Linked DNA regions of Mus musculus: region 2 is linked to region 1. The links are chromatin loops, found by intact Hi-C in ENCODE. Cell type or tissue: left cerebral cortex. All regions are shown on one strand. Each heading gives the region's core, and the rest is flanking DNA. Links, peaks and the distances in the headings are about the cores only. Region 1 has its middle 22 kb from the start of Ina. Region 2 overlaps Nt5c2 (5'-nucleotidase, cytosolic II).

Region 1 (10,213 bases), core at 900-8,899:
CCAGAAGAGGCCTTGCTGGGATGAGTTTTTGAGTAGTCAGAAAGAAGTCAGGAAGGACAAAGGCAAGAGGAAGGGAAGGGAGATATAATGATGGGGGTGGGGTGGGGGTGGTACTAAGGTCCCCAACCCAGGGTGTGTACTCAGATGAGAAGTGGTAAAAGAAGAAAGGGAGCCATTACTGCCTTTAAAAAACCATGCATGTGTGTGTGTGTGTGTGTGTGTGTGTGTGTGTGCGCGCGCGCGCGCACACACACATGTAGCAGCTGGAAGACAATCTCGGGTTTCATCATCAGGCCATCTGCCTCCTTGGAGACTGAGCCTTTTCCTGACTAGACAGCCCCAGGGATCCTCCTGTCTCTGCCACTCCAACGATGGGATTACAAGGGCACACCATCACACCCAAAAATCTTTACATAGGTTCTGGGGATTGAACTCAGATCCTGTGCAAGCATTTTACCAACCGAGCCATCTCCGAAGCCCAAGGCCATTTATTTTCAAAGAGAGATGCAGGCAGGCAGGCAGGCAGGCAGGCAGGCAGTTGGGAGCAGGCTTGGGTATTGGGGAAGTAAGCAGGCTAAAGACAGGACGTTCTGGCCAGAAACCAGAAGGCTGGCATTGCTGAGCCCCAGTGTCATGACAAGATCCGGGGTGTGCCTGACTGAAGTGGCAGTCATGTCGTCACAGGTCGGGAATGGTGAAGTGATTCAAGTCTGGTAGTTCAACATAGTCTCTACATGCAAGGAGCTGAAGCAGGGGGATTGGTGTGAGTTTGAGGTCATGGGTGGGATATGCAGGCAATTACAGATCAGGACAGATTGTAAAATGACATCCTGCTTTTAAAAATATATAATAACCAAGAATCTGAAATAAATGATCCTCAGGAATCAGAAAATAAGTGTCTGGTAAGTTCTGTCTTCGGAGGGTTGAAGAAAAGGCCCAAGTAGGGAAAGTGGCTACAACTCAACCGCTCAGGTCAGGAAATGCTGTGGTCTTGCTTGAACAAACGGTCCTTACGCTACAGCCTCCACGAGAGTCAGTACAACTATCCAAACACAGATTCGCGGGGCCAACAGTGGCTGTGCTCTGGGGCTAAGGAGCTACATTCTAAATTCAGCTGCTCTGGGGTCCAGAAATCATGTCGTTAATGACTCTGAAGATGGTGGTTCACGGCGCTGAGAAGCCGTGCTCACAGAGAGGAAGAACAATGAGTTGGCAGAAATTCTGGTCAGCTCTATATCGCGCTGAGGAATAAGGAGCTCAATTTACAAGTCCCCTCTGGGAAAGAAAACACTAACAAAATGCGTTTTAGAAAGACAAGGCAGTTTTAATGAAAAGGGGTGCCACGCCCTGAAGAGACCCAGGGGTCTCCCCCTCCCCCCCAGGGAAAGTCATTGTGCAGAAAGATAAAACTGTTCTGTACCCATTACCCAGCCGCACCCTCCTGCACTCCTAGGAGACTGCTCTGCTGAGCAGATAAGTAGTGTGGTCTCTAACAACCACACAAAAGACCTGCACAGAGCCAGGTGGGGGCACTGCCTGCTGTAAAGGTCTGCCTGAGTCACCCCTGACAGGAACCAGCTTCTCCTAGCCCTGGAGTTTTCTTCACTATCTGTGATTGGGCTCCCCTAGTCTCTGGGCAAAAGAAAGAAAGAATAAATATTAACTAAAGGTGCAGCTGTGGCAGGGTGCCCAGGCACTCCCCTCCCTTCAGCCTCCTTGCCCCCTGACCCAGAGGCTGGAACCAACCGCTGGGCTCTCAGGTTCATGATCTGCTTGGCTGCTCCTGCAGAAAGAGGGGAGAGGCGAGCATTTCTCTGCATAGCCCTGGATGGCAACCAGCCATTCATTGGCGGGAGGGGCCTTTACAGGTGGCTAAAGTGATGTATAGTCACTGCTGGGGCCTCCTGGACTCAAGTAGCTGACCCATATGATCTCCAAGTCAGCCAAAGCCAAGGCCCACATTCCTTCCATGTGTTACACTTCACCAGTTGTTACATTGTGTTATATTGTGTTACATTATGTTACATTAACCAGTAGCCAGCTAAGCAGATTGTATTCGTCACTGGGTGGTAGGGTGGGATAATTAGAGACCCAGTGATAAATTATTTGTTCAATGAGAATAATAATGCCTGCCTCACTCCTTGGCTATTGAATTAAAGAGATGTTAAAGAAATGAAAACTAAAGAAATAAATTCGTAAGTATTTTTTTTTTAAAAACATCTTTCAGGATGGGGAGATGGCCTTGTGGGTAGATACCCAGAAGCCATTGCAGTAGTGTGCATTGCTGAACTGCGTCCTGCCTTGCCGCTGGGATGCCTGGGCACAGCTGGCATGCAGCTCGGGGGAGGCAGAACGAAGTCCCCAGAATGGTGGTCTGCTGCGGGGTCTGGGACCTATGCCGTGGTTCCCAGTCTCCTATGTACCTGGGCGCCACTGGCATACAGCTGGGAGTCGGGGCACAGGGTCCATGGTCCATGCTTCCCCTTGGGGCATCCATGCACTGGACAGGAAGGGGAAGACAGAGTCCAGGAAGGGCGGGACCAGTCTGATTACAAGTGAGCTCTGGAAGAAGAGAGAGAAGGACTTCTTCGGGAGTTTAGGCGAGGCTCTTTAAGATGAAGGCCTTCCCCGCAGCTTGCTTGGTCATATTGGTTTATTTGATGGTGGATATTAATTGCATACACTTCACTCAGGGTGAACCGGGGATCAAATACCTTTTGCGGGAAGGAGTGCACAGGAAGGGAAGCTAATTGGCTGAACCCTCAGGGGCTTATCTAGGTACCTCATTAGTGTGGAGTACTTGAGGTTTTTTATGCCACATGACTGATCACCACGGTCCTCAGTGGGGTGTTGTGGTTTCTGTTCCAGGGCAGGTAGAGGCGGCAGGGAACGGCTCCGCTCCTGCCGGTCTCAATCCCGAGATCCCTGGGACTTGCGCTCACTCAGCCTGACCACTTCTCATGCCTGCCTGGTAACAAGCTCCCATATGCCCTACAGTGCATCATCCTAGCATTTCTACAGCAACACAGACAGAAGAATTCCCAGACGCTTGTGGGCCACTTACCCTAGGGTTGCACCAGAGAACAAGAGACCCTATTTCAAACAAGATGGGATGCAAAGACCAACATCCAAAGTTGTTTCTGATCTCTACATGTGAGCCAGGGCAGGTGTGGTGCCCACACTCACAGACATGAAAACACACGTGCATGCACACACAAACACACAGACACACCAGACAGATACATGCAAACATATCAATAGTTTTAAAAGAAAGTGGGGGGTGGCAGGGAATGGCTCAGTGGGTAAGAGCACCTGACTGCTCTTCCGAAGGTCCGAAGTTCAAATCCCAGCAACCACATGGTGGCTTACAACCATCCATAAAGAGATCTGACTCCTTCTTCTGGAGTGTCTGAAGACAGCTACAGTGTACTTACATATAATAAAAATAAATAAATCTTTAAAAGAAAGAAAGAGAGAGAGAGAGAGAGAAAGGAAGGAAGGAAGGAAGGAAGGAAGGAAGGAAGGAGGAAGGAAGGAAGGAAGGAGGAAGGAAGGAAGGAAGGAAGGGGAGTGTGGTGTCTCGTGCCTTTAATCCCAGCACTCAAGACACAGAAGCAGACAGATCTCTCTGTGAGCTCAGTGCCATCTGGTCACCGTGGCAAGTTGTAGGTCAATCAAGTGCTACATAGTGAGATCGCAAAAATTAAAAAACAAATAACTAGCCGGGCGTGGTGGCACACGCCTTTAATCCCAGCACTTGGGAGGCAGAGGCAGGCGGATTTCTGAGTTCGAGACCAGCCTGGTCTACAAAGTGAGTTCCAGGACAGCCAGGGCTATACAGAGAAACCCTGTCTCGAAAAACCAAAAAAAAAAAAAAAAAAAAAACCCAAACAAAACCAAACCAAACCAAACCAAAACCAAAACAAAAAAAAACCAAAAACAAATAAATAGATTTCTTAAAACCTTGAGTAATACATTTCAACTCCTGACCTTTAGGTCCTGACACTCACCACGCAGGCTCTGCTTGCAATGATCAGCACTGCGACCTCTATTCAAAGTGTTCCACTAACCAAGACCTTGGCTCAAATCCTAAGTTGGGCAAGGGACAAGCTGTTGGTCAACACTGCCCCCTAGTGGTAAATTTACCAACTGCACAGAGACCGGCCACCAGTCTTTCTCTGGGCTCACTGGGTAACTCCTGGAAAAACCTTAAACTCCTTGCCCCCGAAACAGCCTTAGGCTCAATCCCAGCCAAGAGCCAGTCTGCTCTCTGTGTGGCTTATGTCTTTGTACTTCATAAGTGGTACTCATCCGTACTTTAAATCTTTAGCAAAATCCTGTTCAGATCCTGACTCGTCCAAAAGAACCCTGACCCTAATCAGCCCAAATCTCCCCAAACTTTCTTCAATGTCTCCTTTATTGGGTTAGTTGCCTGTATGAGTTATTTCTAAACTATAGAGGTGTATATATATATATATATATACATATATATATACACATATATATATACACATACACATATATATGTGTATATATATATATATGTATATATAATTCCCGTTTTACAAAACTGTTCGAACAGTTTTCAGAGCCTGAGCTAACTACATATATTCTTTTTTTTTTAAGATTTTTTTTTAATATGATGTGCACACTTCAGACACACCAGAAGAGGGCATTGATACCCATTACAGATGAGCCACTGTGTGGTTGCTGGGAATTGAACTCAGGACCTCTGGAAGAGCAGTCAGTGCTCTTAACTACTGAGCCATCTCTCCAGTCCGACTATGTATATTTTTAAAGAATCATACTTTTGAGTGCTTAATGAGGGCCAGAACCAGAGCTGGGTACTTGCCCATACACGCTCTCAATTATGTTTTGTTGTGATAATTATTATTCTGGGGTTGCTACACCCCCTTGTTGTCTTTGAATATTAAGGGGTTTCTACTCCACTTCAGACCATATTGTTCCCAGATAAAAGACACAGAAATCTTCAGATTTACAATGAGCTTAAGGGCACTAGAGCTGGCTGGGCGTGGTGGCGCACGCCTTTAATCCCAGCACTCAGGAGGCAGAGGCAGGCGGATTTCTGAGTTCAAGGCAAGCCTGGTCTACGAAGTGAGTTTCAGGACAGCCAGGGCTATACAGAGAAACCCTGTCTCAGAAAGAAAAAACAAAAAAAAAACAAAAAAACACTAGAGCTGGGCTGGTGAGATGGCTCAGTGGGTAAGAGCACTGACTGCTCTTCCAAAGGTCCCAGCAACCACATGGTGGCTCATAACCACCCATAATGAGATCTGACGCCCTCTTCTGGTGCATCTGAAGACAGCCACAGTGTACTTGTTTATAATAATAAATAAATCTTTGAGGGGAAAAAAAAAAGAGCACTAGAGCTGGGCAGACACCAATCCTCTGTGCTGTTTTGTCTGCTTCCCTGGTGCTGTTCCCGGGGATATCACTGGCCGTGCTCCACCTGGGCCATGCCTACTCCATCAGGCCAGCCCTCATGGCCACCTACACAGTGGTGTCTTCTTTCCTTCTCCTCCTCCTCATGGTCCTACCTCAGACCCCAAGTCCGGGGATCTTTGCTGTGTCCCCTACCCTCTGCCCAGCCCAGGCTATAGGTATCCTTATTATAATCAGTGATAACTTGGGGGGGGAGGGCACAAGGTTTGCACAACAAAAGCTGGTGTATGTGAGATTCACTCATCTTGGAGTAACCAGGTCTTGGGATACAGTATTTAGCCTTTGAATACATAGTAGCACCAGACCAACCCCCTATAACTTTCCATGGCCACTTTAATGCAATTCTACTGCAAATTTGCTACTGTCTCAATTTATAGCTGGAAAAAGGAAACCTCAGTGACTTAATGTAGACCACACAGCCAGGGAGAAGTGTAGGTCTAAAACCATACGCTAACAACGGCGGGTACAGAGAACAAGTCAAATCTCCTGAGTCAACTCTCGCGCCTGCAACTGAGAAAGAATTCAAAACCCCCTGAGTTTGGAGAGTGATGTACTAGGCCGTTCTTAATGAAGACACTGAAAGGTGAGCCTTTGAATCCGGTCCAGATTTCCAGGAAATCCGGCCCACATTTCCAGGAGATGCTTTAAAAGCTCCAAGCCATTAACCACCACCTCCTAGAGAAGGAATAAGCATTCTAATTAATTTCTTTAAAATAAATTTAAGTGGGACAGAGAGATGGCTTGGAGGTTACAAGGACTTGTTGCTTTTACAGAGGACCACACATGGCTCACAACCATCCTTAACTCAGATTTCAGGGGATCCGAACCCCTCTTCTAGCCTTCTCCAGCATCAGGCGCTCACATGCTGGCGCATACACATATACCGAGACAAAAACTGCTCATACATATAAAATAAGTATGTAAGTATTTTAAAAATCAAATAAACGTCTGTGTTCTTTAGACAGGTGGTACACGCCTGTAACCTCTGCAATCAGAAGGTGGGGACAGGGAGATCAAGAGTTCAATACCAGCTCAGGCTCTACAAAACCCTGTCTCCAAAGTGAAAAAAGAGAAAGCATGCATGTGTGAGCAACACTATAAAACACTGAGCATTTTGTAGCCACCAATAATTTGTGAGAAGCAGCAACAAGGAATGGAGTGGGGGGGTCTCAAGTTGGAACAAACCCCCACCATGGTGTTTAGGGAGGGATACAGTTCTGTTTGAAAGAAAACTCAGGGAACAGCGTGGTGAAGGATGAGCCCGGCTGTTCGATTCTGGGTCCTTGTTTCCTCTATCCTAGGCCTGGGCTCCAAAAACCTGGAGAAGGAATCCTGAGGGAAAAGATGGGGCAGAGTTTGGTTCTCAGGAGCAGTTTCAATTTATTCAACCAGCATGACCCTAACTGACCTGCAAGCAGCCTGGGACCCAGGCAAGGTCACTCACAATACAACCAACTTTACCACACGTTGTGGAAGCCTCGCAGACTGTGGTACCGCTTTCTCTTCGCCTCGAGTTGTCCAGCATGCCTGGTTCCTCACACCAAAGGGGCAAGTTTGCCTTCCAAGTGCTTCAAGGACAGAGAGTAAACACATTTCTGTTCACATGTTTGTGGGTCTATGTGCCTGGTGAGAGGCACATGGAACTGACCATGTCTCCCAAGCCGCGTGTGCAGCTGCTGAAGACCCCCCTGAATGGGATGTGGTGGAGACTGGAAGCCCAACGCTGGAGGAGGAGGCTACAGCTCAAGGCCAGACTCTACTCTGTTATGAGTTTGAGACCAGCCCGCCTAAGACCCTGTGTGTGTGTGTTGGGGGGCGGGGGTGGGGGAGTTGGGTTGACGGAGAGAAGGAGGAAGAATAATAAACAAATTAAGGAAGGAAAGAAGGAGATAAAGATAGAGAAAGACCCCCTCACAATATAACCCTGTCCCTGCCCAGGGGCCTTCCTGCCCTGGCTTCCTGCAATGCTCTGTGCTGGAGCCCACAGACACCCTCACAGGCTCAGCCGCTGCTCTTGGGTTGGACGGCTGACTGAGAGGTTTTTCAGCTACAACTCTACCTGACACTCCATCCCTTCACCTCACCACTCACCGGGCGGGCATTAATGCCTCCTCCCAGCCAAGGGCTTTCTTTGCCCATCTCCTGCCAGTTATATTATTCAGGAAACAAAGGCTCTCGAATGAGAGGCGAGGAATGGCTGTCACGTCTCTACGGAGATTCCATGACATTTATTTGTCCTGCATTTCCCCACCCTTTACCCTACTGCACCACCCCAGGTTGCAGAGGGATCCCACCTCACAACCCCGGCCTGAAGCAATGCGCTCTTCCTCGACTCATACTCCAGTATGAGGCAGTCAGGGGTAAACACTATACTCGGAAAATCTCTTCCACTTGGACTTGCCTTGCCTCCAGTTACAGAAGTGACAGAAAAGCAACCTTTCTTTTATTGATAGGGTCTTATATAGCCCAGGCTGGCCTCAAGCTATGTAGCTGAGGCTGGACTTGAACTCCTGATCAACCTTGCCTTTACCTTCCAAGTGGCTCCATGAAGGTGTGAACTCGGATTTTTTCTGGCTTATACCAGACTATACACCTCCCCCCTTATTGGAAATGGGTGCTCTTCTTATCCACTGTATCCTGATTACAGTTTCCCTTCCCTCTTCTCCCATCCTGACCCACTCCTTCTCTGTCTCCCATTAGAAACCTCTAGGAGATAACAATAAAATATAACAAAATTTTACAAAAAAAAAAATCCTATTAAAATTGGACAAGACAAACCAACAAAAGGGCAAGAGCCCCAAGAGCAGGCACAGGAATCAGAGATTCCCCCCCCTTGTTCACCCACTCAGGATCCCGGAAACACTAAACTGAAGGCTGTAATATACACGCAGAGGACCTACTGCAGCCCCGTGTGGGCCCCGTGCTTGCGGCTCCAGTCTCTGTGATTCATATGAGCATTGCTTGGTTAGTTTAGAAGGCCTTGTTGTGGTGTCATTTGTAGAATTGATAGATTCTACAAATGCTTAAAGGAAAATCAACAGTATTTTAAGACTCTTGGAGAGACCATGTTCTTACCCATTACATGAGGGTAGTCTTCAATATCATCAGTTCGAGAAATCCAAAAAACAACTGCAGACTGACACCCACTCTGCATACAGATGCAGACGCCTTCAATACTAGCGAGCGAAATCCAGCAGCCCACTAGGAGAACTTGGTATGCAGTGACCAAATGAGATTTAGCCTGTTAACGGTGCATCAACCAGTGTGAAACACCGTATTAATAAAGGACACAGAGCATGCGTGACCACATCAGCAGACAGAGAAGACAGTTTTACAGAATCTAGTGATTTTTCATAATGAAAACACTGGGGTGAGCACTTCTTTGATTCGTAAAGGACATTTACAAAAGAAAAAGAAAATGCGATATCCATAAAGTCACAGGGATCCTGCACGTTGCCTGGTTCCGAGGCACCGTGGGAAGCTCTGCAGGAAAGGGAAAGGAGCGCAGAAGGCAGGGGGGATCTGGTTAGTGCCAGATACGCTTGGCTCCTATATCTGGCACTGCAGTATGGGATACGTCATTACCTACAGCACAGCCCTGCCGTGGCAGCTGCCTCCCTTTCCATCCCTGCAAGTTCACAGCACTAGGTCACAGCCAAGACAACCTCAGGGCTTCCCCAGGAAGTTCATGTCCCTCCTATAACCTTAGTGGGAAGTGACTTTCCATAGACTGGGACACGGCCATCAAGCTAGTGATGGGACTTGGACTCACTGCCCACATCTCCTTCATGTTGGCCAACCTTGTGGTTGTAGCGGAAACCTTCATCAAACCACAGTGTCTATTTTCTGTTTATGATCTAATGGCCAGGCTGGCTGCTGCTACCTAATGTTCAACATAAGACTCAGAACTTAGAGACTGACAATTGTTCCACAACCCTCCATTCGGGCTTCATTGACACCATCCTGCAGGTGACTGCGACCAACTTACTGGCTATTTTATTTTTAAAGACAATAGTCTCACTATGTGCTAACTGCCCGGAATGTATCACGTACTGCAGCCTGACTTTGAACTTAGAGATCTACTTGTCTCTGCCTTCCAAGTGCTGAGATGGAAGATGTGCCTCACCGTGCCTTGCCATCTTATTGGCTGATGAAATCGAGAGACACATTCTGGTTTTCTGTACGTAGCTCTACACACAGATGAGCAACTGACAAGTGTTTGTGGTGACTGTGGCCATCTGGACAGTGGCCATTGTCGTAGAGGCCGTACAGCACAGCATCACAGCGCACAGTGACTGTGTGCCATCTGGGCCATTTGCACCTTGATGATCCTTGTGGCGATGTGGCTCTCTTAGCTCGCACCTCTGACTGTGAGGACTGAGAACGGAACAGCCCTGGACCTAGGTGGACCTGGGATTCCACGGCGAGTTTCTGGAAACCAGTCATTGTGCTTGGTTATGATCTGCTGAAATCTGTGACTCGTCTATCATTGCAAGATGTGTGCTTCCCCTTGTTTAAGGATTTGCTGCCTTCTGAGTCAAAACAGCCTGGGACCTCGCTACAGTCCGTGGTTTAGAAAGGAAGCTACAACAGGAAGGCGGTTGCCTTCCAAAGAGTTCGATGAGCAACATCCATGATGAATTTCATCCTGATCCACACTCATTTTGAAAGTAGGAGTGCAGTTCTTGCAGTGGAATTCAGAATGGTTCCCAGAGTATCTGTCTAGACGGTGTGACCTAGACTTAGTGCC
Region 2 (10,213 bases), core at 1,276-9,275, 95 kb before region 1:
GTGAAATGACTGAGTAATGGTTTCTGTAAGAGAATCAAGTTCAAGCCGTCACGTAAGGTACAGACGTGAGGCGAAGGCCCGAGCTGAGAGGGACAGTCCTTACAACTCTTGTCCGTCCAGACGTGGAGCTCCTGCGCAAGCTCAGGAATCACCAAGAAAGTCCTCCACCCTTGCCGTTTCTTTGACTTCAGAATGTCTCCAAAAATGTGATCTCCAATATACAAAATGTCTTTGCCCTTAGCTCCCAACAGGTCACAGATTGTATCAGATGAACCTGCAAGGGATAAATGAGAAACGTTTCTCTGTTAAAGAAAGCGTCCAAAGCACCACAGCAACATATATGCTAAAGACATTTATAATTACAGGAAAGGAGCCTTTCTGAAAGACAAAGGTTAAGCTCTATCTCCCGTGTAAGAACCCCAGGAAGGCAGTATCAGAACCCCAGTATCAGTGCTTATGCAGCATGTGAGAGGCCTCGCTCGGGTCTGTCTTCAGAGCCACCAAAGGTACCATGACCAGTTCTCATCACACATTTAACATTAAGTTGGCTCTACTCAACTGCTTCTGACTCTTGACATTAAATGCAGCTACATGGCTTTAAGAAAAGAAAAATCCCAAAATGGTTTCAGAACTGAGACAAACCCTCAACAGAGGACAGAAGGATCTTTTCAGTAAAAGTTAACCCTCCTGGCTTTCCCTGCAGATGACTCGGAAGATGACATTTCTGGTCCTGTTATGTGGTACTCTGCTGAGAATTTTCACAGTGAAGCCAAAGATCACCATGCAGAGGTGCCCAGAACAAAGGGAGACAGACAGACAGTTCACTCACCCCCTGAGTAGACAATGCCGTGCTGCAGGGGGCCCGTGTAGGTGCCAATTTTCAGTTTTCCAGTTTTCTGGGTAGAGAGAATAAAGACTGAAATTTTGTGGCATTTGACCACGCTCTCTCCCAGGCCACCTGACCCAAGCACCCATTCTTCTTAAACTCTATTGGGCTAGGTCAGATCAGATCACACTCCCAACTTCAAGAGAGAAGTTACGGCCATGGAAAGGTGAGCATGAAGGAGCATGTCCTAGAACACACTGCCTTCTCACTTACAGTGTCCACCTGACGCAGCACTGTGCCTTCTCCAAAAAAGAGTGGTTTCCGAGCATCCACCAAAATCAGGTCAAAGTAGGACTGCCACGGCCGGTGGGAGCTCCCGGGCTGGGGACAGAGTCAGCACAGTCACATCACGAACCCCTCAGACTTAAGGAAGTCATCAACGACAAGGAAATTTAGAATAAGGTTTTGGGGAGCTGACAGTGTGAGTAATGATCGGCTTTGATAACTCCACAGTGTGAATTATTTATCTCTGAAGTATAGCAATTTATTTCACAGTGCTTTTAAACATGAAGTATGAGAAAAGCTAGGCAGATGAAAGCTACAATTCAAGGGACAAACTGGGGAGGTTCTATTTGTTCTCAGACCGACTGTTCTAGGTTGCCACTGGCCTCTCAGCTCATCCCAGAGATGGCATCTATGCCGACTAACACTCTTGGCATTCTGAGATGGAACTATGATGCTAACCTTTTCAAGCCAGCCTGAAGGGTACTACACAATGTAATTTTAGTATTTGCTGAAGCTTACTCATGGAAGCCAAGGATTAAAATTCTTAAGTGTATGACTAAGCTGCAGGCTTTGTTCTTTAGTCTAAGTGTGCTCATACCACAGAAAGACTTAAACACCAAAGTTAGCCTCTTTCTCGGTGCAACACTTAACAGTAACTATCTAGAAACTGTCAAGGATGTCCACATGACATCATGTTTCTGTTAAACTAGCATCACCCTCAACCTATGACTCCTCACAACACACACAACTCTGCTCTAAAACTTACTTTAATCCTATTCACTACAGACTACATAAACATTCATTTTATTTCTATCTAGTAAATATTTAGATTACTGGAGATTTTTAATTCTTCTAGTCCTGGATTACTTCTTTCAATGCTGATTAAACACTAGGCCTTCTAAAACTAGGATTTTCTAGGAGGATTAAATGGATTCATTATTAGTTAATACAAGGTATAGTAAATTAGTTTAAAAAATGACATATAATAAATTACTATAATACCTTGGGGCCATGCGGGAAATCAAACAGGTAAGTCATGATTTTCTGGGGAAAGAGAAAGGTGCACATGTGACTTCTGCTCAAGACAGACACAGGCTTTCTACATGTGAGATGGGCGGCATCCTTATCTTCTCCACAGCTCATGAAATCACGGCAGAGGAAGTTAAAAACTAATGCTTCATCAGGCAAAGGCACAGACACGAGTTCCCCACCTTCCCCAGACAGCTCTCCTGAAGTCACGTGTGGAGATAACAAACATGGGGCTCAGAGAAAAGCAATGACTCCCACAAGCTGGCGCACTGCATTTTATTTCAGTGCACGGGGGCAGGGGCAGAACTTTCTGCTAGGATTTTAGCCTACAATTGCATCAGCAAAAGTAAGGTGTTTGAATTTGGACTTTGTGTGGTTTGTTCCCCCCTTCTGTATCCTTTAACCATCATTTTTTTTTAATTTATTTATTTAATGTATATGAGTACACGGTCTCTATCTTCATGCACACCATAAGAGGGCATCAGATCTCATTACAGATGGTTGTGAGCCACCATGTGGTTGCTAGGAATTGAACTCAGGATCTCTGGAAGAGCAGTTGGTGCTTTTAACCACTGAGCCATCTCTCCAGCCCCCTTAGCCATCATTTTTTAAAATTTAAATATTAAGAGGTGGTAAGTTTTGATTTCTAAGATTCAAAAGATTGTTATCATCTTTCATTACAGGATTTCCAACAGCAAGAGGATGTAAAAGAAAGACTGTGATTTCTCAGATATACATAAATAATGCTCTTAAAAGGAAGAGAAGTCATTATATTAGCACAAAGCCTTTAAATAACTTTCCCAAATTAAAACTTTTAAATAGCCACTATAACAGTCAAAAAAAGGATGCTTAGGAAAAACTGCAGTAACTCCGCATGTCTGTGTCCTATGCACTGTTAGCCCTCCTCACTGGCTCCCCAGCCCTCTGGGTCAGCGCCCCGCCCTAGAAAAGCAGACACAGACACTAAGTACTTACATCTGTGTACTTATAGTCACTGTTAGTAGCCAGAAACACTTTCCCTACTTCCTTCATTCGGCTCAGAAGCAACGGCAACTTGCCCTGAAATGGTGAAACAGTGACAGAGGATGTCAGTGTCGGTCATCACAGACTCAAACTCTGACCGCAGAGGAACAGGGGAACAGCCTTTTTAAGGATTAGTTGGTTGATTTCAGAAATCTGCATTTAAAAATCTACATTATTAAGTTTTAAAAGTATTAACATATACAGTATGTACTTTACATAAATAAGTATATGGCCATTAGTACGAGATCTTTACCATCTTCATGTCTGTCTCAGAAAAGAGTTTAAATTACTTTGTGATTTACCTATGGGATTTACCTATACTGAAGTTCAGAACATGATTTTCAAACTGTACTAAAATTCTGTATGAAGATTATTAAATATTCTGCTACTGTACACACTGTGGCTTCATTAAACTTTGCAGAATATAACAATAGGTACAGGTGCTACCTAGAAATATCCACACTCAACTGAAGAAAAATAAGGAAATTCTAACAGCTCATGTGCCTAGAAACAAAAGCACCACTTTTCACAAGAAGGCTCCTTTGCACAAACTGGGTCCAACTGTTCAGTGGTCTTTCTTGAAGCAATAATGGAAAGGGAGTGGGGGTGGCGGGGAAGGCAGGTGGCAGTTTGACAGGAGGGGAAGGGATGGTGGCATAAACCCAGAGACATTATTACTGCATTCGTTTTTACTCTATAGAAAAGTACGTTACTATATCTTAGGATTCCATATGTGGATAAATGTCTTTTCTTATTATTTTTAGTTACCAATCTCTGTGGGGTGTGCACGTGCATGGAGGGGCCAGGTGGAGGTATCAGGTCACCCAGAGCTGGAAGCACACCAGCCCGTGACTTCGTGTTTTAAAAAACATAGCCTTACAGAAAAGTTGAGATTATACACACATATACATGCACATCTATACTTCCTATGTGCTCCACATACACTCCTTTAAAAGTAACATTAATACTGCATCATAACTATAAAAAATTTTTAAATTAGTAAAAAATATCATGAACTCCAGCTATTTAAGATACTCACTAGTCTTTAATGTATCTTAAAGCTGTGCTCATTATTTATTTTTTTGCTAACAGGGTAGAGACACTTAAGTCAGTCAGACCCGTGCACACTTTTTAATGGATCATCTGCAATGCTTAAGATTTGGGTGTGACAGCTGGGCGTGGTGACACACACCTTTAATCCCAGCACTCGGGAGGCAGAGGCAGGCGGATTTCTGAGTTCAAGGCCAGCCTGGTCTACAGAGTGAGTTCCAGGACAGCCAGGGCTACACAGAAAAACCCTGTCTCAAAAAACTAGAAAGAAAGAAAGAAAGAAAGAAAGAAAGAAAGAAAGAAAGAAAGAAAGAAAGAAAGAAAGAAAGGAGAGAAGAGAAGAGAAGAGAAGAGAAGGGAAGGGAAGGGAAGGGAAGGGAAGGGAAGGGAAGGGAAGGGAAGGGAAGGGAAGGGAAGGGAAGGGAAGGGAAGGGAAGGGAAGGGAAGGGAAGGGAAGGGAAGGGAAGGGAAGGGAAGGGAAGGGAAGAGAAGAGAAGAGATAAGATAAGATTTGGGTGTTAGTCTTGGCCAATGACTGACCTTCTAACTGTGTGACCTTCCACATGACATTTAAGCATTTCTTTAAAAAGTAACAGTAGCCTCTACCTCATAGTTGACGACAATTACATAGTATAAGGTATCAATCACTGCGTGGAGCTGTGCACACAGTACCGTCTAGCTGCAATAATTAGAGCTAAAACATTAAATACAAAGTCTTGTTTCTCAGAAAACAGGGAAAACAAGTGAAACTACATGCTGGCAGACATTTTTTGTGACTATGCTGCAAGTGACTTTTCTCATCTACGTCACGATAAACAGGCTTGGCCTTCTTATCTTTATAAGGCAAAAGGAGCCACCATGCAGACCTGTTTCCCTCTTCCATACTTACATCCTTGACGACATACTTCTCAAGATTTTCAACCGTCTTCTCCTTAAGGGAGCCCTGGGAGGAAGAGAAAGAAATAAGAAAAGAATAAAACCAGGGGGGTTGTTTCCTTTTTATTTTTTAAGTTATTGCTCTATAGCCCCAGCTGGCTCATCTTCCTGCCTTTGCCCCCTAAGTACTAAGATTACAGATTTAGGATATCATGTCCATCTCACAAATCAAGATTGATTGTCTGAGACAAAGCTTTACGTTGTAACCCAGGTTAGCCTTGAACCTGGATTGTGGAGTAGACCACCACACTTGACCTGTAAGTCTACTGTTAACTTTTACTAAAAAACTTGTACTGACTATCAAACAAATAAATATTCTGTTTACCAAAATGAAAAATGTTAGACAAAAAAAGATTTCAAATATAAAAGTATTCACATTTTAAATAGAAAATTAAAACTTTTCATAGTTTATTAAAGTTTATAGTAAATATAAATCCAATACTAACTAGTGGGAGTTATTTGAACAAAATTTAAATGGACCAACATACACAAGAGATGTAAGTATAATTTCATATACTAAAATTCTTCTAAATATTTTTCAGAAATGCAAACAATAAAATTTAAAAGCTGAGCCTCAAGGCTGAAGAACACTGTCAGTATGGTCGGACAAGAATAAACATAAGAGGCAAATTTCTCTTAACTCCTTTTAAAGGTGAAAAATAAAAGCATTTAAGAGTCTTTATTTTTCTGTTAATGTGTATGAGAGTAAATGTTTTGCCTGTTTCCATGTCTGTGTACCACATGAATGCCTGGTGCCCAGAGACACCACAAGAGGGCGTCAGAGCCCCTGGCACTGGAGTTTCAGATGGCTGTGAGCTGCTGTAGGGTGCTAGGAACTGAATCAAGGTTCTCTGCAAGAGCAGCCAGTGCTCTTAGTCTCTGAGACATCTCTCCAGGCCCTCTCCACGTTCTTTTTTAAAAGGAGCATTCTGCTCTCTGTGTACATGCCCACTTGCAAAGTTAGTATCAGAGCACAGATGCATGCTGGGGAGAGGAGGGTAAAGCAGCAGGCTCTAAATACCTTGTAATGGACCCAGTCCACTGCGTCTCTTACGTCCTGGAACATGCTACGGTAGGACATGAAGAGGTCCCCATCTTTAAATCCTGTGTCACAACTACAGAAAGATGAAAAGAACATGACAAACGGTGAATGAAATGACCAAGGGACCCAAAGGTTCCCATCACGTGGTACAGGCTGTGGTTAGCTAGGGAATCGCTCCCTAATCAAAATGCATTTGAGCATTAAAATGGCCAGAATATTGATATATGGAATATAATAACTGTGTGCAAACACAATGAGACAGGATAATTTACAGGATGGAATTAAAAGGCCAAGGTCCCATAATACCAAGTTCCTCACTTTAGAAGCAGGCCTCACTGCGCAGACATTTAGAAGCTAGGCTCTCCCTCCCTGACCTTCCTGCATTGTCCCTAGGTACAAAGGCACCGTTCAGTTCTATCTGGATTCCACTTTCCACCAAACTGCCCTCAAGTGGGTAAGGCCTCAGATATGAAGTTAGCAGACTCTAACACAGAGGCTGTTACACATCAAGCAATGGCCACACAGCTCCCCAGAAGGAAAGGCTAACCTGTGAAGACTTAGGCAAATTTTTGCTTTACAGAAAATAAACACTATTTTATTCCTTGGTGAGCTCTTGCTGGGCCTGGGAATGAAGCTACATGAGCATCCCGGGATGGCTCCTGGGCAGCTGCTGTGAAATGAGTCGGGGGTTTCAGTGCAACTCTGCTTGGACAGATAAGCATCACACAAACCTCCCACTCAGTTGTCACAATTAGCACCTCTGCTGGCCGTCTTCAATCCCAGTCACAAGTGGTCCCTTCCAAACATGGCTGCAGCACACTGGCAAGGAGAGGGGCCGTGTGGGAGGTGAGAGCCTGCATGGAGCTGCTGGCGCTGTCCATCTCTCAGGCTGGCAATGTGGCATCTCTCACTAGCACTAAATTCACTTTAGAAAAGCAGAAAAGACCTACAATGGCCAGTTCTCTAAAACCCTGTACATTAATTTAAAAATCAACTGGATGAAGAAAATTGTAATATAAACATACCTGGTGTATCTGGGACAATTAGTAAAAAAATCTACGAGGCAGGCCAACAGGTAGGTCTCTGAAAATGAAGAAAAGGTATGAATAAGCTGTAAGTACCATAATCAAGCTGATTTACTCAGCTTCCTGGAAGACATGGCCCTGGAACAAAGGGGCAGTGTGCAGAGTAAGCAGAGGTGTCTACCTGGGAGATTGAATAGTGTGTTCAGAATGTAAAACCGTTCAGTGTCATCTCGTTGGATAAATTTATTTGGATACTGCTCTCTAGTTTCTGGTCTGTAAGAAAATGTAAAAAAAAATTAATTGATATACAAAAAGTTAACAACTGTAGGAAATCATCACTATTCAATGCTTTATTAAAATATGTTGATGGCTATGTGAAAGACAAGAGTTCATATATTAAATGTGAGCAGCTGTGAACAGGCTCAGGGTGAGCCCTTCAACAGCTCTCTTCATAGACAGCACCCAGGGCTCTCCCTGTGCTAGGGAGGTAACTTAAGAACACACAACCCAACCTCTACAAGAAGGCCGTGGGGAACTCTTAAGACTGAAGGGGAACTACTGAGCTTCAAATGTTTAAGGAGACTAATGCATGAACAGGTGCTCACCCTGGAATCCCAGCGCTGGCAGCCAGGCCAGCCAGGGTGACACAGGGAAGCCTTGTCTCAAAACAAATAAATAAAATTTTAAGATAAAATAAGTCTAAAAGCAGAAGGAAGTGACTGCAAAGAGAGGCAAGGACAACCCAGAAAGGATTCCTGTCGGTGCTGGTGTGCTGGCTCTGCTGCAACACCTAAGTGGACACTTCCTCTCCTGGATGAAGTGTGGAACAAAGAGCAAGCCTTCCTTACCGTCTGAGCTGTGCTTTTCTCTGTTCCTCTTTACTGAAAGCGGGCCAACTTCTGACCTGACCTACTTAATTTGCAAGGCCAGCCCCTATCAGTAAAGTGCTTGCCATGCAGACACGAGGAGGAACTTTTGTTTAGAATCCCAATGCCCATGTAAGTGCCAAGCACTGCAGTGTGTGCCTGTAACCCTAGCCATGGGGAAGGAAGAAAGAAGGGTCGAGTGGAACTCTGCTCACCATTCAAGCAAAAGCAAGGACAGTATCTCAAATAAGCTGGAGAGTGACTGAGAACACACCTGCACATACATCCCCACAAAGACAAAGAAAACAAATATAAAGCTTATACACAGTGTAAGCTGGGTAAATTCCTACTTAAGTTACTTAACTTCAAATGGTATGGACTCTAGTCACGACCATAAAATCATAGTAGTTTCTTGGTTAGTAACCCCTTTCATCACCCTTATGAAACAAAGTTTCTAATCAATTCAAGACTAAGTAGAAAGCCATCTCTCTGGCTTTCTGGCAGAAGGGGGCAACACTAGCATGCCCTCCCTCCAGCCAGTGAGTGAAGGCTGGCTTAGACAATCACGGGTGCAGCTGCTGTGGCAATCACAACTCAGACTGACTGATAACTAGGTTAGTCATCGCATTCCCGGTCAGGGGAAGACAATGCATCATACATATCAGAAGAAAACAGTCTACTTGGAATTGGAAGGAACACTGGCATGTTTTGTGACCTGCAGCCCCAGGCTAACAAGGTGTGACAAAGGTAGATGGACGTTGACCTCCTTTTTAGCTCATTGCCACTGCACCTTAAAAACTGAAATGTCCCACCATGTTCATTCTCTCCCTAATATCTTTTCCTTTTGCACTAAGCGTAAATGAATCTACGTTTACCCACAAATGACTTATTTTTGAAATACTACCAAAAGTATTTCCAAAGAAGGTACACTGAAACTTTATGTATAGCAGGTTGATGTGGACTTAGTATTAGGTCTATCTTATACCATATAATTTACAAAATGATAATAGCTGTGTTCAATTTATATTTTGAGAGTCTTTTTTTTTTTATAATTAAACAGAAAGGGTGAAATGTTGCAGGATATTAGGGCAGTGGCAGGCTTGTGATTGGACAGGAAAAGGGAGGAGGAGCTAAGAGTTGTGGAGACAGAGAGGGAGGAGGGAGAAGAACCAGAATGGTGTTATCGAAAGGTTATAATAATTGAGTTAAAGTTTTATCAGTATCAATTAGCCCTGAAACTATTGTATTGGCATTTTTGTAAATTGTGATCTTTTTGTTATATAAATCTAACTGTATAATTAAGCTTTAAGAGTCATGTTTCTACTGGGGTAACTAGGTGTTGAGATGGCTGATGGTGGGGTGTGTGGGGCACTGTGTGGAAGCAAGATGAACTTGGGAGAGAATAGCTCAGTGGTGAGAACACGGCCGAGCAAGCGAGACCCCACCCAGACATAGTGTTGTGGCCTGCCAGTATCGGTACTACAGCAGGAACACAGGCCGGTGGGGCAGGAGAGATGGAGGGTTGACTTTTTAAATATTTCCTGCAACAGGTTGATAAGACCTTTTTTGTTGTTGTTTGATAAAGTCTCATGTAGTCTAGACTGGCCTATGTAGCCAGCGATGACATGACCTGAACTCCTTATGGACTCCTGCCAGGATTACAGAAGTGGACCACTACCCCTAGCTTAGGCCTGTGCATCTTGTATTCTAAGAGTGGTTATAAAATGAATTTAGTGACTTGCTTCTCATTTTTTCCCCTCTGCCTTCCTTTCAACTCATAGCCAGAACAATGAGATCCCTTCTCAGACACAAACAGAACCCTGGTTCATTTTCACCGGGCTCCTTCCCAGTGACAGTATCTGAACATGATGAGCTTAGGTCGGTGATACTGCATGTCATCATGTTCTGTCTACATCCTGCTTCCTGATACGAAAGCATCCTTTACAGCACCAGAAGGTGCATGTAGCCTTCCTGGCCTGCTCTGAGAGGTCAAGGTGATGTTCACTTTACTTCAACTGTACAACAGACATCCGAGACATCTCTGAGCCTGTGTTATGCAATAAGGCTTGCTCAACAGCACCGTGCAATTGCTTCAGTTCTAAGTGGGACACTGCTATGACCTCAGACTTAA

What was found. Hi-C counts contacts between places; a loop is a spot of excess contacts. Peaks named below come from ENCODE experiments on the same cell type or tissue, not always from the same donor. Only the 100,000 strongest peaks of a DNase experiment are listed, where the experiment ranks them.
Region 2: it touches region 1 in a loop (3.0-fold over the local background); 13 of 42 quality-filtered maps call a loop at or near these places.

What each region holds. Positions count from the first base shown.
Region 1 is chr19:46,987,224-46,997,436 of GRCm38, forward strand. It overlaps a transcript of Nt5c2 not described here and the pseudogene Gm18657. Among named protein-coding and RNA genes, the nearest start is that of Ina, 22 kb to the right of the region's middle. In left cerebral cortex, for the core only: CTCF peaks have their summits at 4,142 (motif pointing left) and 5,311 (motif pointing left); a DNase peak (open chromatin) is centred at 4,123.
Region 2 is chr19:46,891,406-46,901,618 of GRCm38, forward strand. It overlaps Nt5c2 (5'-nucleotidase, cytosolic II), which reads right to left. Exons shown (of 18, transcript NM_029810.5): 6 at 7,398-7,489; 7 at 7,217-7,274; 8 at 6,171-6,264; 9 at 5,103-5,156; 10 at 3,116-3,199; 11 at 2,114-2,155; 12 at 1,100-1,207; 13 at 830-896; 14 at 104-274. Among named protein-coding and RNA genes, the nearest start is that of Nt5c2, 66 kb to the right of the region's middle. In left cerebral cortex, for the core only: a CTCF peak has its summit at 5,913 (motif pointing right); DNase peaks (open chromatin) are centred at 7,009 and 8,091; H3K27ac peaks cover 1,680 bases.